3 separate regions of the Mus musculus genome follow, and all the other regions are linked to region 3. A link is a loop called in an ENCODE intact Hi-C map of the cell type or tissue named here. Cell type or tissue: heart. All regions are shown on one strand. Links, peaks and the distances in the headings refer to the core of each region. The heading gives the core; the rest is flanking DNA. Region 1 has its middle 9.1 kb from the start of Mir184. Region 2 overlaps Ctsh (cathepsin H). Region 3 holds the start of Tmed3 (transmembrane p24 trafficking protein 3).

Region 1 (8,232 bases), core at 1,706-6,705, 86 kb before region 3:
AGGACGGCTAACAAGGACTTCCGTTGGAGTAAGTGGTAGTTTCTTTCCTTATGTCAAAAGACCTGCATCCAGGCTGGCTGCATGGGTAGAGGCTGAGGCCAGAGTGTGGTCTAGACATATGCCCAGGTATCAGCTGGGGAAAAGTGCTGGAAGCATGTGAGGATGGTGGTGAGGATGGTGGTGATGGTGATGGTGATGGTGATGAAGGACTTCAGGTCTGAGTGCAAATCATCTTTGCATTGCTGCAGTTGAGCATGGGCAAGTTGGGGTGAAAGAGTCACATAGGAGATGCGCAGAGAACCAATTTGGGATATGTGCGTGGTACTGTGCAAGCCATGTGCTCTCAAAATGCACCTCACCATCACAGCCTTGTCCCTTTGCCTTTGTTCTTGTCCTCTAATGCTTCTTTCTTACTGTTACTTGCATTCAATGCCTCGAGTTTGTAAGCACAGAGGGAACACTGGCATTGGAAACGCAACCAAGCACTCCCCTGACCAACGCAACCAAGCACTCCCCTGACCAAAGGTGAAGACAGAACTATTTTAAGCCTGGAAGTAGAGTACAGTTCACTAATAAGAGCATCATTCCATATACAATGTATAGCTAACACTAACAGCAGTGTAAAGGATGTAAATATATGTGAAAGGAAACAAAATCACAAGTACAGGTTTGATGTGTAGACACTTTGTAATCTAAAGACCTAGGGCTGAGTCCAGAGCTCAGTGGTCAAGTGCTTCCTGCATAAATGTGAGGACCAGATTTCATTTTCCCAGAGTCCTCCTAAATGTTGGATGGGCATGGCAGCTTGCCTGTACTTGAAGTCTTAGAGGACAGGAAATCCCCAAGCATGTTCTGGGGGAGCTCTGGGTTTGATTTAGAGGGTCTGCTTCACTGAATTAAGTAGAGGAGTAATGGAAGATGATCCCTGACATCCACCTTGAGCCTCCACATGTACACATATATGTGCACTCCTACATGAGCACAAACACACAGGCTAACACTCATGCACAAACACACACACCATACATGTGTATATAGAAAAAGAAAATAAAAATATTTAGGGGAAGAACCGTGGTGTAAAATATTAGCAATACAAATGGAAGCTTTGGGTCTGGTAAGGCAGTTGAGCATTCAAGAACATTTGCCACTAAACTTGGTGACTTGAGTTCTATCTCCAGGTCTCAAATAATGGAAGGAAAGAAATGACTCTCACATGTTGTCCTCTGACCTCCACACTGACACTGTGGCACATGACTGTCTGTCTCTCCCAAGGCAACAATCAATCAATCAATCAATCAATCAAACAAATGTAATTTAGAATACTTTAACCTTTAAAGTAATAATCTTGGGATAGGATTAGCTTACTTAATAAGGGGGGGCATACTTAGTAATTACAAAAAAATGATTACTAACCTAAATATAAAAATTCTGAGTTAGCTGTGTTGCAACATAAAGATGGATGGTAAGTGGTGGGTAGAGATGCATACCAAACCCTTCACACTCTAAGAATGGTCTATTCCACACTATTAACGCCACTGTCACCAGCCACAAGGATCTACTGACATCTGAAGCAAAGCTGGTATGACTGAAGAAATGAATTCCTCATCTTATGTAAGCTCAGCTAGTTAGATGCAGATAGCTGCACAGTGACTGTTATATAGGCCAGAACAACCCTTATAGAATATTCCTCAAAGTCGTATGACCAGCAAAATTCAGTCATACAAACAAACCACTCTAAAGGGTAGGCCCATGCCAGGCAGTGGATTGCCAACCCAAAATGAATCTTACAGGTCCTTTGCACTTATGTGATGACTTTCAGTTTTGTGTTTCTGTGGGAGTCCTGTGTGAGCAAATGTTTGTGTCTCTGTGTCTATATCTGTTTCTCAAGCTTTAAAAAAACCAAAGTTCCTTTTCTTTTGTTTGTTTTGTCTAATTCTGATTTTTTGTTTTATTATATTTTATTTTATTCTTATTTCTCAAGGGCCTGTTTGTTTTCTAACAAGGGACAGAAAGGCTGTGTGTCCAGATGGGAGGAAGAGTTGGGAGGAAACTGGGAGGAGTAGGAAGAGGAAAAGAAAATCAGAATATAGTGTATAAAATGTATTTTCAATAAGAAAGGACAGTTGTACAAATGATACAAATTGATGAGAAAAAAGCCAAGATAGAAAGATGAATGAATTATACAAGGTGAAAATTTATAGGAAAAGAAGTACAAACAGAAAAATAAATATTTACCTAAGGACACTTGTTAAAGGTATGGAGAAATGTCAAATTCTATATCATAGATGGGAATATAGATTACTATAGGCCTTGTGGGAAATTCTCTGTTGTGACTGAAATCGTGGGTACCTTTGATACAGCTCACCTCCTTTTCACTAAGGATATATTTTTAAAATAATAATTTCAAATTTACACTCATGGGTGTATCTCTGCAAGAGCATAGTCATATGTGTGCAGGTACCCATGGAGGTTAGAAAAGGATGCTGAGTCCCCTACAACTGGGTGATGGCAGCTATGATCTATCTGATGTGGGTACTGGGAAAGGTATTCGGGCCCTCTGGAAGGGCAGGAAGTGCTCTTAATTGCTGAGCCATTTCCAGCCCCTAAGAATTCATCTTATAAGAACAACAGACAGGCCACAGGGAGTCCTGTACTAGAAACATACTGCCCTAGAAGGCATACTGATTGAATTACTCAATCTCTGTTAAGTATTTGGGTGGTCTTCAGTGCTTTGATTTTATTTTACTTTATTTTTGGAACTATCTTACATGTATACAGTATATTATGATTCATTTCATCTCCCATTACCCTCTCATCTTCCTGCCTATCCCTTCTTTCTAACTAGTGCTTCTCTTACGTGCCTTTAACATTATTGTTGCTGCACTGGTGCTTGAATTAAGAGCCATACACACTCCCAGTAAGTGCTTTGCCATCAAGCCAGGTCCCCAGACCTTTTTTTTTTTTTTACTTTTAGTCTCGAGTCTCACAGGGTGGTTTTGAACTCACTTCTGGAGCTCTGGAAAGCCTTCTGTTTGACATTCTCAGGCTTCTGCCATCATAAATAATAGATTTCAGTGTGATGTTCATTTTCATAATAAATATCACATACATTGATCCTATTTGCATCCCTGCTGCCCTCCCTGCCCCCCTTAGCTCCTTAGGTCAGCCCCCTCCATCCATCAAGTAGTCCCCTCTTCTGCTTCCATCCTTCATATATTTTATTACCTTGCTTTGTGTCCCCCACCTTAGGGGTCTTCCTTCCCACTCATACACATGAGTACAGTGTATAAGTCTAGATTTCACATATACAAATATGAGGTATCTGTCTTTCAGAGCCTGGCTTACTCTCATCAACATGATAATCTCCAGTTGCATCTGTTTCTCACAAATGTCTTAATTCCACTCTTTAATTTACACCTGAATAAAACTCCACTGTGCATATATACAGCATTAAAAATACATTTTCACTTTCTTTACAAGGATTAAATCACCCAAAATGGGATGTTGGGTTTAAGGTATAGGGATTTTTAAGGATGTTTAATAAATATTGCTAATTTATCCTTTTCTGACCTATTCGAGCTAACTTTTTGTTGTTCTCAGTATCTGCGTTTGCACAGTTATTGTGATGTTTTGTGGTTAACTGGCAACCTTCATTTATTTTCCCCACAAAGTTGCAATATAGATAGGGTTGAGGGGACTAGTTTGCCTCTCCTCCACGTAATGTCAGCTAGGGCCTAAGAGGAGAACTTTGAGGATATTTCACTCACATGGTTGGCAAGATGGTGCTGTACCTCAGCTCAGAACTGTCCCAGGGATGTGTCTGGAACACTTGCACATGTTCTAGTGGTGTTGGTTGGTATTGGCTTCTTTACAGCATGGTCAAGATCTTAGAACCAGTGTCCCAGGAGGGCTGGAGCAATTGTATTGCTGCCTCTAACCTAGCACCTAGAGCACCTCTTTCATTGTCCTAGCAGATCCAGATTTAAAAGAAGGTGACTCAGACTCCATTTCATTATAGGAGAAAGCCCCCGACAGACCAAGAAGGTCTGTGGGAGGCAAGATGCTGCTGTGATCCCACTTGAAAAGCAGCTGTGGTTGTTCAGGGTGAAACCCACGGTGCAGTCTACCATTTGGACGCTAGAGGGCGGACTCTTGAAGCTGTTTCTGTCAGTACTCGAGGCCCAGTTTACTTTTGTCATGCTGAAGACCACACACTTCATAACACAAGTATCTTTTCCTTTGGGAGAAGTCTGCAGCCTGGACCTAGTGGTACAGTGGGAGTTCCGTGGGGGAAAGATGCTTATAGTTCAAAGGCTTCATTCATACATTTACTCATTCATTCATCTACCACCCACTTACCCAGCCATTCATTCATATCCGCCCTCCCACCCACCCATCCATCCTATTATTCACTCGGCGGTTCATTCAGGAAACGTTCATCGTGCAGCTACTATGATCCTTGCTGGATGCTGAGGAGACACTAATGAGTAAGCGGCCCCGCTGGTAGGCTCTTCCAGTTTGGATTGTGGGATTTCTCGGAAGCAGCCAGAAACTGCATTACAGGCTTTTTATTTTCTGGTACCCAGTTGGCCGATTACACCAATAACTTTCACGTTTGTAAGCATAGCTGTTTTAAAGGAACGGCAGCAATGTCTTGGCCCACAAATGGTCTTAATGTGTGGTTTGAGTCTTTTCATAGTGAAATGCGACCAGGGTTTTCATCTTTTACATCTGGATCTGTCTCTTATTGTTGTGCCTGTTTTTTTGGCTGACCTGGAACTGGCTATGTAGGCCAAATTAGCCTTGAACTCAAAAAAATCTGCCCAACTCTGCCTCCCATATGCTGATATTAAAGGTATATGCCATTACACTTGAGTTTTTTCTTTTTTGCCCTTGAATTGTGTCTTTGAGTCAACCACTAGGGCACATACATAGTTGTTACGTGAATTATGAAAGCAATCCACGCTACGCCTGCAGCACCGGCAGGCAGGATGGCCCCATTCTCAACTTTGTAGAGTGCTAAGTTCCCATGGTGGGTCGTTGCCATGCCAGCCCCACGCTTCCAAATTCCCATGGTCTTTGGGGGTGCACTTCTTGCAAACCCATGCTTTGCCCTTGTTCTCTGAAACTCAGTTGAGTTGCACCATGAAGGAAAATACCACACAAACTTAGTTCAGAATTAACAGGTAACACAATCGTTGGGCACAGCAACTAGCATCCTAATTTGTAAGCCATTCTAAGTTAAATCCTCCAATAGTGGGTCCCAACAGATCCGCCACCTGAAAAAGGGCGCCTCCACTACATTTTGGCCTCCTCATCTCCCATCCACCAGCCAACCATCTTCTCCTGCTTCCCCTCTTAGACCTGGAAGTCCCGCCTACTCCTCGCCCAACGATTGGTCCTCCGAAATCTTTATTCTTTAGGGGAAGGTTCTGCCACAGTAGCAAGAGGTCACTTAACTTTTGAATAGCCACAGAGAATTCCCTAGCACTTAGCTGGCTTCTATCTCTCCTTGCCTGTACTTCAATCTAGGTTCAGAGACTGGCATTCCTGTCCCCTCTCCATTGTGGCCATGGCTAGCCTTTATAAAGGGACCTTTTGATTCTCTGTAGTGCAGCTCTGCTCCGGCTGTATCTATGTTCCTTGGCCCCACTTGCCTGCTTCCAGATTTAGAAAACCTCTGAGCTAACCAGGTTATGAAAATGTGACTTGTTTACTGAATGGTTGCAATAAGAAGGCGAGGTAGCTTGTTCTTTTTTTCCCCCCTGTAAATCCCCCTACTCTTGCCGAGCTCTTTTCTCTGGGTAACAGCCCTGTCAGGGATGGTGCGGTCTCCTTCCAGAAAGTTCTGTCAGTTGCCTTTATGAAGAACTCAGCACTGTTCATTTGCAGATGCTGGTCTCACATCTATTTAAAGCGCTTCTTTTTTTTTTTTTTCCCCAGCGCAGGTGAGACAGGGTGAGCCTGTTGTTTGAGATGAAGCCTGGAAGCTAGGCTAGGCTGAGGGGTGGTGGCATGGTCTGCTCTTTCTGCCTGTACCCCACCCCCACCCCCCACCCCCATGGGGTCAGTGTGGGTGGAGAAGGGGAAGACAGGTGTTTTCTTCACATCTCTTTTGCAATTGTCTTTGTGCTGGGCCAGCACTGTCAGGAGAGCTTCTACAGCTAGGTATGATCCATTTTCCTTGATCTTGCTTCCTGTTTTCTTGGTTGTGCCTCCCGACCCCCATGACATCTTGTTTCTCCAAGCATAGCTCACACAAACATAGATGGAAGTCTGTAGACAGAGCGCATGTCTGACTGGGGAGCCATAAGCGGCGCTCCTTTCACTTGGGGGTGGGGGGAGAAATACCTTATTTCCTACCAAAAAAAAAAAAAAAGGCCTGCCAGGAAGAGCAGGATAAAATTCTCTCTTCTGGCAAATATGGCATTTCCTGGACAGTACCTATCCCTGCTTCTAGTCTTCCCTGCTGTCCAGGGCTAGGGCAAAGGAAGGCTTACAGGAATGCTTTTCCTGTATAGCAGCTCTGAACTGGCCTCGCTTGCTTCTGAGACACTGACTACGGGGGCTGCTAATTGCTACGGGGGCTGCTAATTGTATAGACTTCAAGTGTGAGGTAGTTGTTATCATTCATAGTGAGAGGTTGGTTTTGGAACAAGAAAACAGATGGAGACCTCGTGTACTCCTGGACGCCCATAGTGGTTCTTCAGGGGGCTATTTGTGAAGAAGTGAGGTTAGAGCTCTAGGTCTCTTGAGTTCTGTTTTTCTCTCCTACTTTCTGCTGTCTCAGGCACTAAGTCATCCAACAGTAGGGGTCCTGGAAGAAATTGTTGGACCAGTGATGTGTATGTCACCATCACACAAATGGTTTGGGCCCCATAAAAATACCAGGTTGGGCCTGCAAGGGCTCTGTGGGTGAAGGCGCTTGCCGCTGAGTCTGGGGATCCAGATGGTGGAGGAAGAAACCTAACCCCCGCACTTTGTCCTCTGCCCTTTATGTGTGCACACATCTCCTCCCCAACAAAATGAGTAATTGAGGTGTAACAAAAAAATTAAAAATATATTTTAAAAAGTACCAGTCTTGAGATAGCTTCCCAAAAGCTATCCAGAGGGGAGGCTGTGGGCTGATGGGAGAAGCAGAGAAGGAGGGAGCTCGAGTCTCCAGCTGCACTGCTCTTGTGTTGCTTGCTTTAAATCTGCACTGTCAAAATATACCCCAAGGGCTCTGTCTCTAGGGACCAACCTAGTCGTGGCTGAATGATCCCGCGGCCCCATGAGGACTGGTTAGCGTACAAGCAGAATAGACTTTAGTCTGCTGTTGTCTACACACAGGATGCTCCTATCCCAAGCTCCACCAGGTCCTCATGGGTATTGTGTAGCTCCTGTTTGGGGCTGGTTGCAGTGCTGAAAGGTCTCAGTGATCTCAGGTCTGTTTCCTCAACTAAAGAATGGGTTGACCTGACTGATCGCCAGAAAACGGTGTCAAAGCTCTGAGCCCTGAAACACCAGGTTTCCCCCTTGTTTTTCTACCTTCAACTATAGCCCTTCTTTGTTGAGCCTGGAACCTACCCTAGACTCTGCTGTCCTCTCTTCTGAGGTTTGTGCTATGTCTTCACTCTCTGATTCAATTATGTCAAGTGTGGTGGGCTTCTCCCTTGTCTGTCTTCATTTTCAGACATTCTGCCCAGGACTACTCAGATGCCCTGAGAACCAGGCTTAGGGCAACTGTCCCCCCCTTTTTTTCATATGTCCATGTTTAAGTGGGACTCTGTGGTCACCACTATCAGATGATGTATGGACATCCAATTCAGGCCACTGTTAGTGGCCCTAGCCTTCCATCCTGCAGCCACTCTGCTTTGCTGAAGAAACTCTGATGGGCTCAGAGGCACTGACAGCGATGGGGTGAGTTGTTCTAGATGCTCGGCTGAAGGCTTGAAGAACACATTGGTGATTTCAGCCTGGCTCACACAACTTGCGCCTCTGTGTCCATGTGGCTGGATGGTGCTTCTCTCGTTTCTGTAAAAGCTCATTGTCTGATGATATCCTTTAGTATTCTCAGCCCCAAAGCTGTGAAAGATTTGCTTAGAGGAAGATTTCTGAGCTGCCCAATCATGCTATTAGGGAGTGCTGCATGCGAGCTTCCCCTTAGCTGTCTATGTGTCCACTGAGAGTACGCCTGTGTCCTAGCAGAGTCCCTTGTGTTGCATTGGGGAGTCTTTGATTCTGATTCTC
Region 2 (8,232 bases), core at 1,551-6,550, 370 kb before region 3:
ACAACCAAATTTTTGTCTTGTATATGTTTTGCTAGCATGTATGTATGTGTACTGTGTAGGCACCTGGTGCCCATGGAAGACTGAGGAGGGTGTGGGATCCCTTAAAACTGGAGTTCTAGATGTTTCTGAGCCATCACGTGCCTACCAGGAATTGAGCCCATGTCCTCTGCAAGAGCTGCCTGTGATCTTAACGGCTAGATCATCACTGCATCCCAGTTTTCTGAAAAAAATGACGTAATGATTTCATCACATATAGCAGCAAGCACACTGCCTGGTTTTATAATCACTATTCTGATTGCTATAGTCTGTAAGAGTCTAGGCACTGCACTGTAGCAATGAGAAGACAGGTCTATGAAAGGGGTTTTGTCCATTCTCACATCTCCTGGAATATAGCTATTAACCACTGTTTGCAAAAGTGGTTTTTTTGTTTTGTTTTGTTTTGTTTTGTTTTGTTTTAACGCCATGGTAAGGATGGGGGGGGGATAGATATCTTACTGTGCTAATCAAGTATTCTACCTTGAGTTCCATCATCTATCACCTCAAATGAGGCATTTTGGGGGATGACAAGGTTGCTCAGTGGGTAAAGGTGCTTGTCGCCAAACCCGATGATCTGAGTTCAATCCCCAGGGTCCACATGAAAGTAGGAGAGAACCAATTCTCACAACTTGTCCTCTAACTTCAATATATTCATTGTGGTACCTGCATGTCTACACACATACACGTGCACACATACAAAATAAACAATTGCAATACAAAATTAAAGGAGGAAGGGCCAGTGAGATAGTTCAGTGGGTAAAGGTGCTAGCCCACAAGACTGAGTTCAATTCCCAAGAGCGATGAGGTGGAGGAAGAAGACAGACTCCTGAGGGTGGTCCTCTGCCCTGTATACATGCTTCGTGAACATGTGTGTGTCCCCTCGCCCCTTCCTAAATAAAAATATAATTAAAAGCTTAATTACATGTAAAGATGCAAATATAAAATAAAAGGGGGATCTTGCTGGGGTATAGGAGTTTTTCACATATTTCAGATGCTAGACCACCAAGGTTTTGCAAATCCTGTTGGAATTTTCACTTTATTACAAAAGCCTTCAGGATGATCTTTCATTTTTCAGCTCTTAAAAGAGTATGTGTCCTTACGGTTTGCTTTATATAGGGTGCCATTTATGGATAGAATGGTTTTGCTTCTTTGAATGTGAATACCCACCCGTTCTACCATCCTCCTATCTGATTGCCCAGGCTATATATGTCTTAGTTAGGATTTCATTGCTGTGAAGAGACACCATGACCCCGGGAACTCTTATAAAGCATTTAATTGAGACTGACTGACAGGTTCAGAGGTTCAGTCCTTTATCATTATGGTAGGAAGCATGGCAGCATCTAGGCAGGCATGGCACTGGAGGAGCTGAGAGCTTTACCTCTTGTACCGAAGGCAGTTAAGAGAAGACTAACTTCCAGAAAGCTCCAGAAAGGTCTCAAAGCCCATCGCCACAGTGACACACTTCCTCCAACAAGGCCACACCTACTCCAAGAAAGCAACACCTCCTAATACTGCCATTCCCTGGGCCAACCTTACTCAAACCACCACAGTGTATAATCTGCTGTACAGAGCTGGTGAGAGCCAATTCCTGTCTTGTGTCTGTATCTCACCATTTACATGTTAGCCAAGGGTTTTGTTTTCTCTCTCTCTCTCTCTCTCTCTCTCTCTCTCTCTCTCTCTCTCTCTCTCTCTCTCTCTCTGTATGATCAGTGCACAATGTTTGAGACTTTTACATACTACACTTGTACTGTGTCATTGACTGAGCTATAGCCTCACCCAAATGTTACCTTTTTTTTTTTTTAAGTTGCATTTATTTATCAAAAAAATTGGAAGGACTCAACTGGTACACTACTTGTGACAAAGGTGCCATATCACAGCCAGATCTTAGTAATAACTAGAGTATAGAGGGGCTCTAGTTTTGCAATTATTTTGTAAATTTAAAATGGTGTTTTGAAAGAACATGGTAATTTAAATGGAACATAGTAGTTTAAAAGAACATAGTAGTGAGAGTTCAAATTAAAGTAGTTTAATTGTGAATTTTATGACACCTTTTATTGAATGGTAAAAAACATAGGCCAGTAGTGTACACCTTTAATCCAAGCACTCAGGAGGCAGAGGCAGCCTGGCCTATGCAGGGAGTTTTAGGCCATCCAGGGCTAGCTACACAGTGAAACTCCATCTCAAAAAGAAAAAAAAAATCTGTCTTCTATTACTGATGTATGTCTTCATTTCCCATTTTTAAAGATTCTTTGAAGTTAATTATCCTTAATTTATGTACTACCTTAATGGGTGACATTTTATATGTCTTTAATACAAAAATAATCTCTTCTTGATACTTGTTTATAAAGTGGATTTTATCTTGCAGCTGATGAGATGGCTCAGGAGGTCAGGGCACTTGCTGCAGCCAAGCCTAGTGACCCGAGTGGGAGACATAGACCCTTCATTGTGGAAGGCAAGATATCCACAAGCTCTCCTCTGACCTCATGCATGCACATCCAAAATAAATATATTTTTTTAACTTTAAAAAAAATTATGTGTATTGATATTTTTTTGCCTGCGTGTATGTTTGTGTAAAGATATTAGATTTAGGAGTTACAGCTAAGTTATGAGCTGCCATGTGGGTGCTGGGAATTGAATCTGCGTCCTCTAGAAGAGCATTCAGTGCTCTTTACTGTTGATCTATCTCTTCAGACCCCAAACTAAATATTTTAAAATTGACTAAAACCCAGTAAAATTTAAAAACTCTTTACTCCTTCCCCAGGTAAACTGAATATTTTTTTTTTTTTGTTTCGAGATTTTAGTTGGAAATATACTACACTTATATTTCTACTTCTAGCAAAAGTCAATTTACATTAATCTTATCACTTGAGAATATACTTACTGTGCTCTGTGCTTTTTTGGGGTGTTTCATAATTTTCTTGTTGTTGGTTTTTTGAGATGGAGCTGACCCTGTAACCTTGTCTTGCCTGGAACTTGCTATGTAAACCAGGCTGGCCCTAAACTCACAGTGAAAGTGTTGGGACTAAAGGTGTATGTCACCACACCTGCAAAGTTTTTTATAATTTAATTATTTTCTTCATATAACACTTTGGGTAGTTATTCCTAGATACCATTTTGTTGTTATATAGGTTTTTTTCTGATTTTGTTTAAATTTTTAAAAATTTTTAAATTAGCCATTTTCTGAGTTCTTTTCCATTTTCGTTTGTTTTGCTTTTCCATGGAGCTGGGGTTTGAACCCACGGCCTCATGAATGATAGACAAGCATGGTAGCTAGATTGCAGGTTCATTTTGAGCAGTTGTGGTGTCCTTGGACCTTGCTGCTATTTCCTGTCTTCAGTGGGTTTCTTCTCATACCACTCTCCATTGACTTGGGAGTCTTTAATACACCTAGAGTTATACTTTTATTTCATGTTATTTTTTAACTATGACAAAATTTTTTTTAATCATGTTTAGGTCTTTTCAGTATGTGTGTGTGTGTGTGTGTGTGTGTGTGTGTGTGTGTGTGTGTTGGCACTAGAAATTGAACTTAGAGCCTCACACAGTCTTGGCAAGTACTTGACAAGTATATTGACTTACATAGTCTTGTGTGTGCATATGTATATGTATCATGTATGTGCATACGTGTCTTGAGTACACTTGTGTGCTGAGGCCACCAGGGTACATTAAGTACCTTCTATATTGTTTATTATATATGTACATATATAATTTTTGAAAATTATTTTTGTCTGTGTTTGTTTTGCCTGAGTACCTGTGTACCATATGCATGCAATGCCCTTGGAGGCCAGAAGAGGGCAGCAGATCCACAGGACCTGGAGTTACAGATGGTTTGGACCTGCAATGGAGGTGGATGCTGGAAGAGTTACAGAGGGTTCTGACCCACCTGTGGGGGTTCTGCTCCTCTGGAAGAGAAGCCAGCGGAGCTGCCGGTCCAGCCCGCCATCTTATTTTTTGAGACAGTCATCTCTCCTTGCGTATGAGCGTGCTGTTTACGAATCTGCCGGTTTCTATCCCCAACACTGGGTTTGAAGCACACGTGGCCACTCCCAGGTTTTATGTGGGTGCTAAAGACTTAAACTCTCGTCATCCTATGTTCACAGCAGATGTTCTTACCCACTGAGCCACTTCACAAACCCCACAAGTCCTTTTGAGTTTTTGAGACAGGGTCTTACTAAGTGACCCAGGCAGGCCTTGAATTTATGATTCATATGAACGGCCTTGCCTAGATGGTGATGATGATGATGAGTGTGTGTGTGTGTATGTGGGTTGACTTAGTTGTAGTGTCTTATGTAACTAGAACTTTCTAATAGATTAAACTACAATTACATTTGTCAAATTTTGTCATGAACATTTTTTTTCCAATTAAGTTTCTAGCTCTCAGGAGGCCCAAGGGCTACAGCCGGCTGTAGACAAGCCCCTGGAGCTGAGAGGCCTGCAGAATAGCCTCTAGAAGAGGGCATGCGGTGTAGAGGACAGGGGCATAAGGGCTACCCAAAGGAGGGCCTGCTGAGGAAGTGGTGGGGCACCCCTACTGGGAGCCAGTGACAGCAACAGCAGTCACAGAGATAGATGAGATCTTGGCTCTACCCTGGTTGTGCCACATCCTGGCCTATTTGCTCCATTCTTCCTCCCCGGGTTTGGAAACAGCAGAATCTCTAAACCTGCTCTCCCTCCTGGGATCTCCATCTGGCAGGCATCAGCACCCGAACCATACTCCAAGCAAGCAAGCGATGCTTTCTCTGTCCAGAGAGATGGAATTGAATGTCAGTTAGAGACCTACGCCCAGGGAGGTATTTACTGTGTGTTTATTGAATACACAACATAGAAAAGGTAACCATTACAGCTCCCAGTACATGAAGAGAGCTGGAAAGAGAGACGATTCTAGGTCCACGTGGGTTTGGGTCATTAAAAAACCACAATCCAAGCGTATTTCTGGTGATGATGTCACGTGGGTGGGCTTGTCGCTATTCAAGTTTGTCCTTCCTGTCTTTAGGCGTCTAGACTCAGGAGTGAGAGGGCCTCTGGGTGGATTTCCACACAATTTTCTCCAGGGTGGCATTCTCATCGAAGGACCAGTTCCTCCCTTGGTCTGCCAATCAGTTGCCCGTGCAGCCGTGGCTTATACCTGAGGAATGGGATAGGAGGCACAAGCAGCCAGGCCACACATGTTCTTCCCACGTTCAATGAGGAAGTACCTGGGCAGAGAGAAGGGATTGAGGACTGATTAGTAGCATCTTCGCCTCAGAACTTTCTAGAATGTTCTGGTGCAAACCAAAACTTGAGAGATTAGGCCCTCTGTATTTCTTCACAGAACAGCTATTTTATCAGCAGGAAATGACTGGCCGCACTTTGTAACTAAATTCTTCCTTTTTCTCCTTGCATAGCCTACTTCTCCCCGGAATTGATGGAGGTTCCCTTCTTGCTGCTGTCTGGGTCCTCATATAGCTATCTAACAGCCAGTATGGCTTCCTAAAAACAAAAACTCTCCTTCTCAGTTGTGTGTGTGTGTCTGTCTCTTCATCCTGATTCAAAGGGGGTGGGGGTGGGGGCTGTCACTCACTGTAACGAATTCACTGATTTCATTTCTCAGACCCTTCCAGAGGTTGGTTTTGTCCCAGCAAGACGTTGAGGTCTGCCTGTAACCTTCAGTTACAGACCTCATTAGCTGATTAGTGTCCTGTCCTTTGCAGACTTGTTGGGACCTGGGATCCTATGATGGGGAGGGTCTTGCTAACAGGACCTTGGCATGTGAAGGTTCCATTCTCATGTTCTCCTTTCCCTGGCCTGGTAGAGCTTGCTGTCCAACTCCCGAAGACTCTTTAACTTTGAAGTAGTGATGCCTCCTACCACCGGACGCCTCAGACATCAGCAACAAGGGCTTACCCATTCTCCCCCCACTGGGAGCCCCAAGAGTTTTTCACAATCCAGTAGAGTAATCCATTCTGTTCTCCATAGCCAACCGCCAGGACTGCATGGTTTACTTTATCTGGAGTTTTATGACAGGATTTACTGGAAAAGAAAATGAAATTTATAAAGGCTTGGAGTATAGGGCGGATAAAGGCAAGGACTGTCACAAACAAGGGCTCTTTAGTGCTGTAGAAATGATTCCCACTGGAGGCAGGCTGGTGTGTTGGGTCTCAATTAGCTACGGCTCAGCCATGATGGAGTCAACAAGTCTCATCAGTTCTCAGCCCTTCTGCTTCAGTAGTCTCCACACGATCCCACTCCATGTGAACACTTCTGATTCCCGGCAAGGGGAGGAGTCCCTGCTGCACTTCTATAGGCTGCAGTACTGGACTGGAGTCCAGCCACTGCTCTGCTGCTTCTGCGTTCCTTCGAAAAATGACCTTGTACTTAGGGCAAATATGTAGGCTTGCCCTTTAGCCTCTGAAAAACTCTGGGACTTCGAGAAGACAAACTGCAGTGGCCACATGTTGATTCAATGGGCATGGAAAGAAAGGGTGTGGGGGCATAAGTCTTTAACCCTAGTACTCTGGAGACAGAGGCAGGCAGGCAAACTCTGTGAGTTTGAGACCAGCCTGGGCTACAGAGAGAAACCCTGTCTCAAAAAAGAAAAGAAAAAGGAAAGGAAAGGAAAGGAAAGGGAAGGGAAGGGAAGGGAAGGGAAGGGAAGGGAAGGGAAGGGAAGGAAAGGAAAGGAAAGGAAAGGAAAGGAAAGGAAAGGAAAGGAAAGGAAAGGAAAGGAAAGGAAAGGAAAGGAAAGGAAAAAGGAAAGGAAAGGAAAGGAAGAAATCAATTCCCAAGGGCATACAGAAATTAAGTGGACTTTGAACTGTCATCAGAATGTGTCACATTCAGGGCAAGGTGCTGAACGACGGACAGTAGGACCCTCTCTGCTCTTAGAAAGCTTTGTTTGGTAGGGGGCAGTTGGCAGAGGAAGCTGCTCTGTAATGGACTGCGGGATGTGCCAGTTAAGTAGGGGATAGGGGCCCCAAGGAGTGGGACCTAAACCAGTAGGGTGGGAAGTGAAGATTCCTTGAGGAGCAGGGGTTATATATGAAACTATAAGCCCTTCCTCATGGCTCACATGAGGGAATAGGGGCAGAATGAGCTTTGTAGGAGAGACAAGAAGGGAGGTTTGTTGACAGATGTGTGCAGAGGAAGAGGGGAGCAAAATCACCAAGAACCCTGGGTAATGGGGAGGGAGGCCTTGGCTATTTATACCCAAAGCATCATAGGGCTAGGGAGATGGCTCAGGGAGGAAAGGTGTTTTCCACACGAGTCTTGAGCATCTGAGTTCAGATTCCCAGCATACATGGGAACATGTGTAACAGCCAGCTTACTTTTGGAATCCCAGTGCTGGGGACGTGGTGACAGACAAATTCCTGGAGCACATTTACCTGCCAGACCAGCTAAACTATTGAGCATTAACCAGGGCTAGTGAGAGACCCTGTCTCAAAAACTAAGAAAGTCATCAGGGAAAACACGTTAGATTGACTTCTGACCTCCACATACATACACTACATACACACACAAGTGCATGTGCACCAACATAGTTATGTTGACTTCTGGCCTTCACATGTATATACATGCATACTTGGACAGACATGAATATATATATATACATATATATACATATACACATTTATATATATATATATATATATATATATATATATATATATATATATCCTCTTACACAGAAATTTTCATAGACAGAAAAGCACTTCAGAAGGATTCTGGGTCCAAATGGAGGAGAGGCCTGGATGTCTATTGTAGGAGAGACAGATGTTAGGAACAAGCCAGTGAGGAAGCATCTAAAGATGGGATGGTATGGAATAGAGAGGAGAGGAGAGTGAGCAGCCTGTTGTGGCTCTGGCCTCTCGCACAGCATCAGGGATGTGGGTCTGCTAACAGACATAGATGCCTTCAAGGAGCCCTGGGTCAGGCAAATGCAGGGTTGGAGGTCTCCATGGCCGAATTGGCAGGGTCTAATAACACTCAGATCTAAGCATAGGTATAATACTTGGAAGGGACTTGGTGGGCCATGGATGTTCCTATCAAATAGCTGGCAGTGGATTTATGGTTGTATAGAGGGCTGAGGGCAAAGCCCAGAAGAACATGGACATTCTAGGGGTAGCTGGAAAACAGAGAAGATGGAGGAGCCTGGAGAGCAGGGGGAGTAACTAGATAGACTCTTTGCTGAATGTGTTCCTGTAGCCCAATGGGCAGCCTAGG
Region 3 (8,232 bases), core at 1,818-6,817:
AGGAATGGCCAACAAATACCTGGCCAAACTTGAGACCTATCACATGGGTAAGCACCAATTCCTGAAACTAGTAATGATACTCTGTTATGCTTGTAGACAGGAGCCTAGCATAACTGTTCTCTGATAGGCACCACCCAGCAGCTAATTGAAACAGACGCAGACACCCACAGCCAAACATTAGATGAAAGTGGAACTCTTATGGAAGAGTTGGGGTAAGGATTGAAGGGCCTGAAGGGGATAGAAACTCCACAGGAAGACCAACAGTGTCAATTAACCTGGACCTTTGGGAGATCTCAGAGACAGAGCCACCAACCAAAGAGCACACACCACAAGGTGACTGGAGGGAGGCATCTAGGGCCCCCCTTCTCCCCCAGCCACCCATAGCACATATATAGCAGATGTGCTGCTTGGTCGTTGTGTGGGTCAAAAAAAAAAAAACTGGAGTGGAATTGGGGAGTTATCCCAAAACCTGTAGCCTGAGTGTAGAATCTGTTCCCCAACAGGGCTGCCTTGTCTGGCCTCAGTGGGAAAGAATGTTCCTAATCCTGCAGAGACTTAATAGGATGAGGGGGCTGATGTCCAGAGGAGGGACCACCCTCTCAGAGGAGGGGGTATGGGGGAGGGACTCTGTGAAGGGAGGACTTGGAGGGGCAGTGTTTGGGATGTAAGCAAGCAATCAAGCAAGCAAACAAATACATACGAGAAACTGTTTGTTCACTAGACTATATAATGTGAGATAGAGCCATAAAAGAGCCCACTTTGCCGTGAGGATCACCTCCATAAGTGCTCTATAAAATCTCTCTGTCCCATCTCTTCCTGACATTTTGAGCAAATGCACAGCTTTAGAGCTATTTTGGGTGATGAAAAAAAATAACAAGTACAGTCAAACTCCATTTCAAATGGATGTTTTACTCCCAGTGTTGGGGATTAAACCAAAAGCCTTGCACATGCGAGGCAACCACTTACCACAGAGATGAATTCCCAAGACTTCAAGCTGCATTTCAGTGAACAAGGTCAAACTCTATTGAACCAATGGGAAAAAATAGAAATGGTCTCACAGAGGAGCTGGGATCAAGAAAGGTAAGTAACCAAATTCATTCCTAAAAACATGTCATAGGGGCCACCTCCCCAAGAAGCACTGCTGACACTGTGGTATACGCTCTCATAACCTCAGGGCTCTTTATGTACTTTATGATTCATAGGCAAAAGCAACCAGTTGGCAGAACCTTTGATCCACACTCATATGTGTTAGGATCAGGGAACAGGGATCGGGAATACCTGCCCCTCTTGGTTCAGCAGTACAAGACAGGATAGTTTCTTCTAATAGAAAGGATGTTTAAGGGGCTGGAGAGATAGCTCAGAAGTTAAAAACACTTATTGCTCTTGTAAAGGACCCAGGTTCTGTTCTCAGTGCCCAATCCAAGGCCCTGTCACCAGGCACACGTATGGTACACATACATGCAGGGAAAACATTCATGCACAGAAAATAGAAATAAATATTTGAAAATATTTAAAAATGCTTTGCAACTCCAAAAAGAATTGTTCTGTAGAAGCTGATAAGTCCTAGGAAAGCAACATTGACACCAACATACCCTGCAATTTAGTTTGCAAACACTTTCTACTTTCTCCGTTTTTAAGAATTATTGCTTATAATTCCATGCTAACACTAAGTTATTGGTGAATTTTCTATCAATATCCATATAGTGGCTACATGGATTTATTTCTTTTTGTTGCTTTACCAGTTGACATTTAAAGAAAATGAATGCATAGTGGATCAGGTGTTCTGACTATATTTTCATAATATTTACTCTTGGTCGATGCTTCCTCCCCAAGTTTTCTTCTCTCTCCCTTGTCTCCCTGCCCACTATTCATGCTTAAACCCTTCCACCTCCAGGATTCCTCTTTCCACTTTTGAATCACATGAGTTCAACTAGAGAACATGGACCCACAGTCACCCTCCCTCAAAACCTCTTTCCCCTATCTCATGAACTCCTTTCTAGTTTCGTGATGTGGCGGGGTTTGAATAGGTATGGCCCTCATAGACTCATGTGTGTGAATGCTTGGCCCATGGGGAGTGGCACTATTAGGAGGTGTGGTATTGCTGGAGTAAGTGTGGCCTTATTGAGGACAAGTGTTACTGTGGGGGTGGGTCTTGAGGTTTTCTATATGCTCAGGCTACTCCCAATACAGCACACAGTCTCCTGATACTTGGATCAAGATATTAGAAAGCATGGCTCTTTTCATTTAATATAATGATTTTCAGATCCATCCATATTTCTTTCTCATCAGTTGCATCTATGGATAAATGCTGATTTTATTTCAGAATCCTAGCAGTATGCTGGAGAGTGCTCCTGCTATGTGGGGTAAGGATGAAATGGCACAGAGAGGTCATCTTACATAGCCTGTTTCGCCTTATTTTACTTTTAAACGTTTATAACTATGAGATCAGAAACAAACACAGAACTATAAAATATTAATGACTAATTCAACAAAAGTTCATAATGTGAATCCCTAAAGCATCCTTGGGTAAGTTTCTGGCTTCTTTCACTTAGTGACACCCCAATTCTGGCTTTTATTTTTCTAATGCCCACCCCTGTCTTTCTTTCCCTTGCCTTATCTTCTTGGTTGTAATTGAATGAAAATCTCAATTGTAATAGTATACTCTTATGTTGTAACCTCAACTTCAAAGGAAAGGAAAGGTTTTGTGTGTGTATGTGTGTGTGTGTGTATGGTGTGCAAATGTATGTGGTATATGCTCACATCATGTACATGTGTGCAAGCTTCTCTGTGTGAGTGAATGCCAGAAGAAAACATTAGTGTCTAGAACTGTCACTGCCCATCTTATTCCTTTGAGAAGGAGTCTTTGACTGACCCTGGAGATGAGGCGGCAGTCAGTAAACCCTATAGATCCTCCTATTTCTGCCCTGGACAGTGATGATGTTACAGGCATGCACATATCCATGCACAGCTATCTTTCTGTGGGTGCTGGGATCTGAAATCAGAACCTCACGCTTGCAAACAAGCATTAATACTCACTGAACTATTTCTCAAGCTCCAAAAAGAAAGATTTAAGTGTTTATCATGAACCATGAAGTTTGGTCCAGTTTTAAAGGATATTAATGGCAATCAGGAAATTATCTATTATTCTAAGGCCACCAAGAGTTTGAACCACGAACAGCTATTGAATTTTCTCATATGCCTTTTCTGCATCTGACACGCGCCTTTAATTCCAGCACTCGGGAGGCAGAGGCAGGCGGATTTCTGAGTTCTAGACCAGCCTGGTCTACGTAGTGAGTTCCAGGACAGCCAGGGCTATACAGAGAAACCCTGTTTTAAAAAAACAAAAAACAAACAAACAAACAAAAAGGATACTTTGTAGCCTAGAACTCAGAAATCTGCCTTCCTCTGCCTTCCCAGTGCTGGAATTAAAGATGTGCACCACCAAAAGAATTTCACACGTCACCTCAGGAATAGGGCAGACAGATGTGGTTTTTGTTTTCTTTCAGATATTCTTAATTTTAGGACTTCTCACATATGATGGAATATAAAAATTCAAAGGCACTTTAGAACTTGTCTAACATTACACTTAGCTCATGAATCATCTCTACAGCATCTTCAGAACATGGCTGTTCACCTGTCTCTGCTCTAGCATATGCAGGGGTAGAAACTGTGCTGCCCATTAACTCTCTTCCCGATAGATACTTCTTATGTTGAACTGAGATACACCTCAGTGTCATTCATGCTTAGCACCCAACTTTTCCACATGGAACACAGAGAACTAATGATCCCAAAGGATTTGTAGAGGCAGTGTGCTTGTTGGGGTTCATATAGCCTTCAGGACCGTGCAGATCTGGGTTCAGCTTCCGGCTTAGCTATTAATGAGACAGGTGAACTTGAGTATTGTAGAAGATTATTCAACAGTCACAAAATGCCTTCCATCCCCAAAGGCTCCCTCTTTACAACAACATCTCACCTTAGGGGTAAAATCTATTTCTCCTTCTTCTTATATCTAGATCAGCGTTGGACTCTATTGGCCAGTAAAATGTATAGAAAGTGATATTGAAAGAATTCAGAAACCTAGCTCTTAGAGAACATTGCTATCTGTGCCTGGGTCCTTTTGGGATATTTCTCTGAGTATGTCACATAATACTGAGTATGTCACATAATAGCCTAGCTTGTACCTGTTTGGCTGGTAGGAAGTCCAGCAATCCTCTGAGAGGGGCGTGAGGATTATAGGAAAGATGGAAAAGAAGACTCATAGACAAAGGTTAGAAATGAGGAGGGCTGTCCAGTCTTGAGTTTAATTCTCTTAGGCTTACAGTATGTCGGGAAACAAAGTCACAAGCCAGCAGAGACAATGGATGATGTACATTTGATATCTGTACCCATCCGGAAGCCTTCCTAATCCTGCTGTTCCTTCCTCCAAGATTAACAGAACATTTAGCCCCTTGCCGTGAAGTTCAAGTATATCCCCTCTTATTGTAGACCCTGGTCTGACTTGACTCTGCCTGACAGGCAGGCTTTCACAGAAGCAGGCAAGATGACTTCCCGCAGTAGCCTCCTAGTGGTGAGAGAATGCCTGGAAGAGAAAAAGGCATTAGAGCCAGTAACCTGTATCTGCCCTAGACATGCCAGTGGGGTTATCTTGCACAGCCCAGCACAGATGGACTCTAGATGAATGTAGCATCATGGGCAAATCCAGGGAAGACTGCCTGACGTTCAACTGTCCAAAACCATGGACTCACAAAACCATGGAGATTATAAATTGAGGCTGGCTCAAGCTGCTGACACACAGAAAAAGTGAACAATGACAAGAGCTACTGAATTAAACATCCCGGGCTCCTTATCAAATAGGAGCAAACTTATTTTTTTTAAAGACATGGCTACTAGTGAATATTAATTAATATAAACTATGTTGAGCTGGTTACTCAATTAATATAAATTATGTTGAGTTGAATAGTGAGATGACAGTGTGTCTGGTACATTGTTAGTGCCCGCACACTTTTAAAGCTTTCATTTCCTATTGGTTTTTAGCTTCCATGCTAAGTCCTGCTATTTATTTATTTTCCCTTGGGCATTCTCTGTTTGAGTCAGCTTCCTGGCAATGTCTATGCTGGCTTCCTCCTAATCACATTCCTTTGACTAGTGCCCCAAACGGAAAATAGCTCTCCTAAAACAATACAATAGGTACCACCTGATCACTGTCTGCTAAGGCAATAATTTATTTTTTTAAAACTCAGGCATTTTCTCTTGTCTTATATGTAGTTTGATGCTGATTCCAATTCTGCCTGCTCCAACTTAAAGAGCTGTGAAACCAGGCCTCTTCTTTTGAACCACTGCAGATTCCCCCTCCCTCCCCCACCCTCCCAACCCCCATCCCCACCACCTGGAACTTAAATGTAGCGCTTCATCTTTAACTTGTGGGAACTTCAGTTTTGTTTTGTTTTGTTTTGTTTTGTTTTTCTTCACTTGATTTTCCAGTTAGATGATTATAACTTTCACATCTTCAAATACTCTTCATTAAAAATGTTAAGAGTTGGAGGAGAGATGGCTCACTGGTTAAGAATACTTCTAGAGGACCCCAGTTTGGGTCCCAAAAGCCTTATCAAATGAGTGACAACTGCCTGCAATTCTAGCTCCAGGGGATCCAAAGCCTCTGGCCTCTTTGGAGACCTGCATTCATATATACATACTCATATACACACATGTGCATACACATAATTGAAAATAAGAAATATAAGTCAATGTTAAATAGGACAAGCAGGGAAGGAGCCCCAAGGCACACAGCTCAACACCTCTTTCACATCTAATCTAGCACAGAGATAGTACATTTTATTAATAATTATATTATGGGTGCTGCTTTCATGCACATTAGCTCCTTGATACAGGATCCAGTATGGCCAGTGGTAGTGTATGCCAATTTTATCTATGTGGTAGTATATATGAGTAGTGAAATTCTTTGTTAAAATTAAGATTCACCATATCTAATAATGTTCTACTGACAGTAAGTGTTTATGTATCAGCAAATATTATAACATGTAATGTCTCTTTGTTTATGGACTATGGTGAACATAAAATCATATATATCCTTCTTAGGGCAGTTGTCATGAATAAGACAATAAATCAACTTGTCTTTCAACACTTTTAGAAGTTAAAGGGGATGGCAGATTCTCTCTGAAAAAATTTTCAATGTGACCCGAATGCGAAAACATAATTGAAATCCTTTAGATGCTTTTATTTCCAGAAGGGAGTCTGTGTGCAAGAAAACCTGTTTTCCCCCAGTGTAGCCATGGGGTTTACTTTGTTGAACACTTCTTCACCTTAGGTAGGAGGGGGGAGTGGAGGATCCGTCGCCTCCCTTCCCTGCGGTTCCTTTCTAGTCCATCGAGTCCTCCTAACTACTGAATGTGTTCATTACGTCCGGGATTTCTCCGGAGACGTGGCAGACACTAAGTGACAGCAAGTCAGAAACAGACTAGAAGCCCAACGGTTTCCGAGTTGAAGGGACGCACTGAGAAGTACCCGAGTCCAAGAGCCGCATCAAATACAATAGCGCCTAAACTCAGTGATGCGCTTGCGCAGCGGGCGGAAAGGTTCCCCGCCCACCTCTCTGGTGTGCGGCTGCGCGCGGAGTGGCCGCCACCCGGAACCGCTGTGCTGAGCTCGCGCCACGTCTCTTCAGGGGGCCCCTCCCCTCTCCCTGCTGTCCCTGCTGTCGCTGCGCGGGAGCCTAGAGAGGACTAGGCCCGGAGCATCATGGTCCACGAGGCTCCGCACGCTTCATCCTTCCAGATGCTGCTACAGCTGCTGCTTCTGCTCCTGCTCCGGGCCGAGCCACTGCGGAGCGCTGAGCTCACCTTCGAGCTGCCGGACAACGCCAAGCAGTGCTTCCACGAAGAGGTGGAGCAGGGCGTGAAGTTCTCTCTGGATTACCAGGTGCGGCCCTAGCCGCGTCTCACTGGGGCTACTGGTGCGCCGCCATCCGGAGCGGCCAAGATTAGCCACCAAAGGCTGAGGGGGTCGGGGATAACAACCCCAGACCGGTTGACTTCTCCCTGAGAAGAAACGTTTGTATCTGCCAGAGCCCTCCCGAAGTGGGCCAGGGGCACTGGGGAGTTAGGCAGGCTACAGGTGAGCGCTCAGGATGGGGGGCCTGTTACCGCCCCCTGTCGCCCCCTGCAGAATTGACCAGAATGACCTCTCCCAGGTACCTCCAGGAACATCAGTATTAATTAGCTGGACACCCACTGGGTGGCAGTCTGACCCAACTGTCACTTTGGGCTGGGTGTCTTGCTGGTGCTGAAGTCAGCTGCATCCTTTACAGCTGGAGTTTGGGGTGACATAGTTGGAGTGATGAAGGGTTTTTTTTTTTTGAAAGGAGGGTTCAGTGCAGACTTCGAACCCTGCCAGTGTATACTTAAGGACAGTCACACACACTCCCTCCCCAGTGGTGTGGCTATGTGGCTTGCCTCTCTGCTTACCATATGGCTCAACAAAGTTAGGTCCTGCACTTTGGTCTCCATGGACAGATCTCATAGCTAACAGTTGCTTTGGTAAAGGCTCTATCCCCTAGGGTTAATGAGTAGGCATAGGGTCAGAGGGATGAATGACCACCATAAAGCAAGACCTCTAGAAATGAGGTGACACAGGCACCCCAGTTGTGTACAATGAGTAAGCCCTTCTATGGTAGACGCTCTGAAGGTTGCTTCTGCTGACAATTCCATGTATGGTGGAGTCACTGATGAGACTGCTCTCACATCTATGGACGACATACAGTGTGTGTGTGTGTGTGTGTGTGTGTGTGTGCCTGCCTCAGCACAGGCAGCCTAAGAATAAGAACAATATTCTTGGCTGGGCAGTGGTGGCGCAGGACTTTAATCCCAGCACTTGGGAGGCAGAGGCTGGTGGATCTCTGAGTTCGAGGTCAGCCTGGTTTACAGAGTTCCAGGACAGCCAGGACTATACAGGGAAACCCTGTCTCGAAGAAACAAAACAAAACAAAACAAAACAAACAAGAACAACAACAACAACCGCCCCCCCCACCCCAGCATTCTTGATGTGGCTAGTGAGGCTCCAGAAGCCGTTGAGGGTAGGCATGCCCCATCAGTGGGGGGAAATCTATAACCACCAAAGAGACAAGCCTCTGAGAATGTAAAGGGCTTTCTAGATTAGATTGCAGTGGGAAGAGCCACCCTAAGTGGGAGTACCATCATTCACCAGGCTGAATAAAAA

What was found. Peaks named below come from ENCODE experiments on the same cell type or tissue, not always from the same donor. Only the 100,000 strongest peaks of a DNase experiment are listed, where the experiment ranks them.
Region 1: it touches region 3 in a loop (7-fold over the local background); 14 of 42 quality-filtered maps call a loop at or near these places.
Region 2: a loop joins it to region 3, with 3 times the contacts of the local background. A loop is called at or near these places in 2 of 42 quality-filtered maps.

Annotation. Positions count from the first base shown.
Region 1 is chr9:89,789,158-89,797,389 of GRCm38, reverse strand. No RefSeq gene overlaps it. Among named protein-coding and RNA genes, the nearest start is that of Mir184, 9.1 kb to the left of the region's middle. In heart, for the core only: a CTCF peak has its summit at 4,129 (motif pointing right); no DNase peak of the experiment used is centred there.
Region 2 is chr9:90,072,678-90,080,909 of GRCm38, reverse strand. It overlaps Ctsh (cathepsin H), which reads right to left. Exons shown (of 12, transcript NM_007801.3): 11 at 5,917-6,042; 12 at 4,815-5,228. The coding sequence ends at 5,153. Among named protein-coding and RNA genes, the nearest start is that of Ctsh, 23 kb to the right of the region's middle. In heart, for the core only: a CTCF peak has its summit at 3,817 (motif pointing right); a DNase peak (open chromatin) is centred at 3,869.
Region 3 is chr9:89,703,450-89,711,681 of GRCm38, reverse strand. Tmed3 (transmembrane p24 trafficking protein 3) reads left to right here and starts at 6,639. Exons shown (of 3, transcript NM_025360.2): 1 at 6,639-6,936. The coding sequence starts at 6,757. In heart, for the core only: a CTCF peak has its summit at 4,561; a DNase peak (open chromatin) is centred at 6,661; H3K4me3 peaks cover 699 bases; H3K27ac peaks cover 721 bases.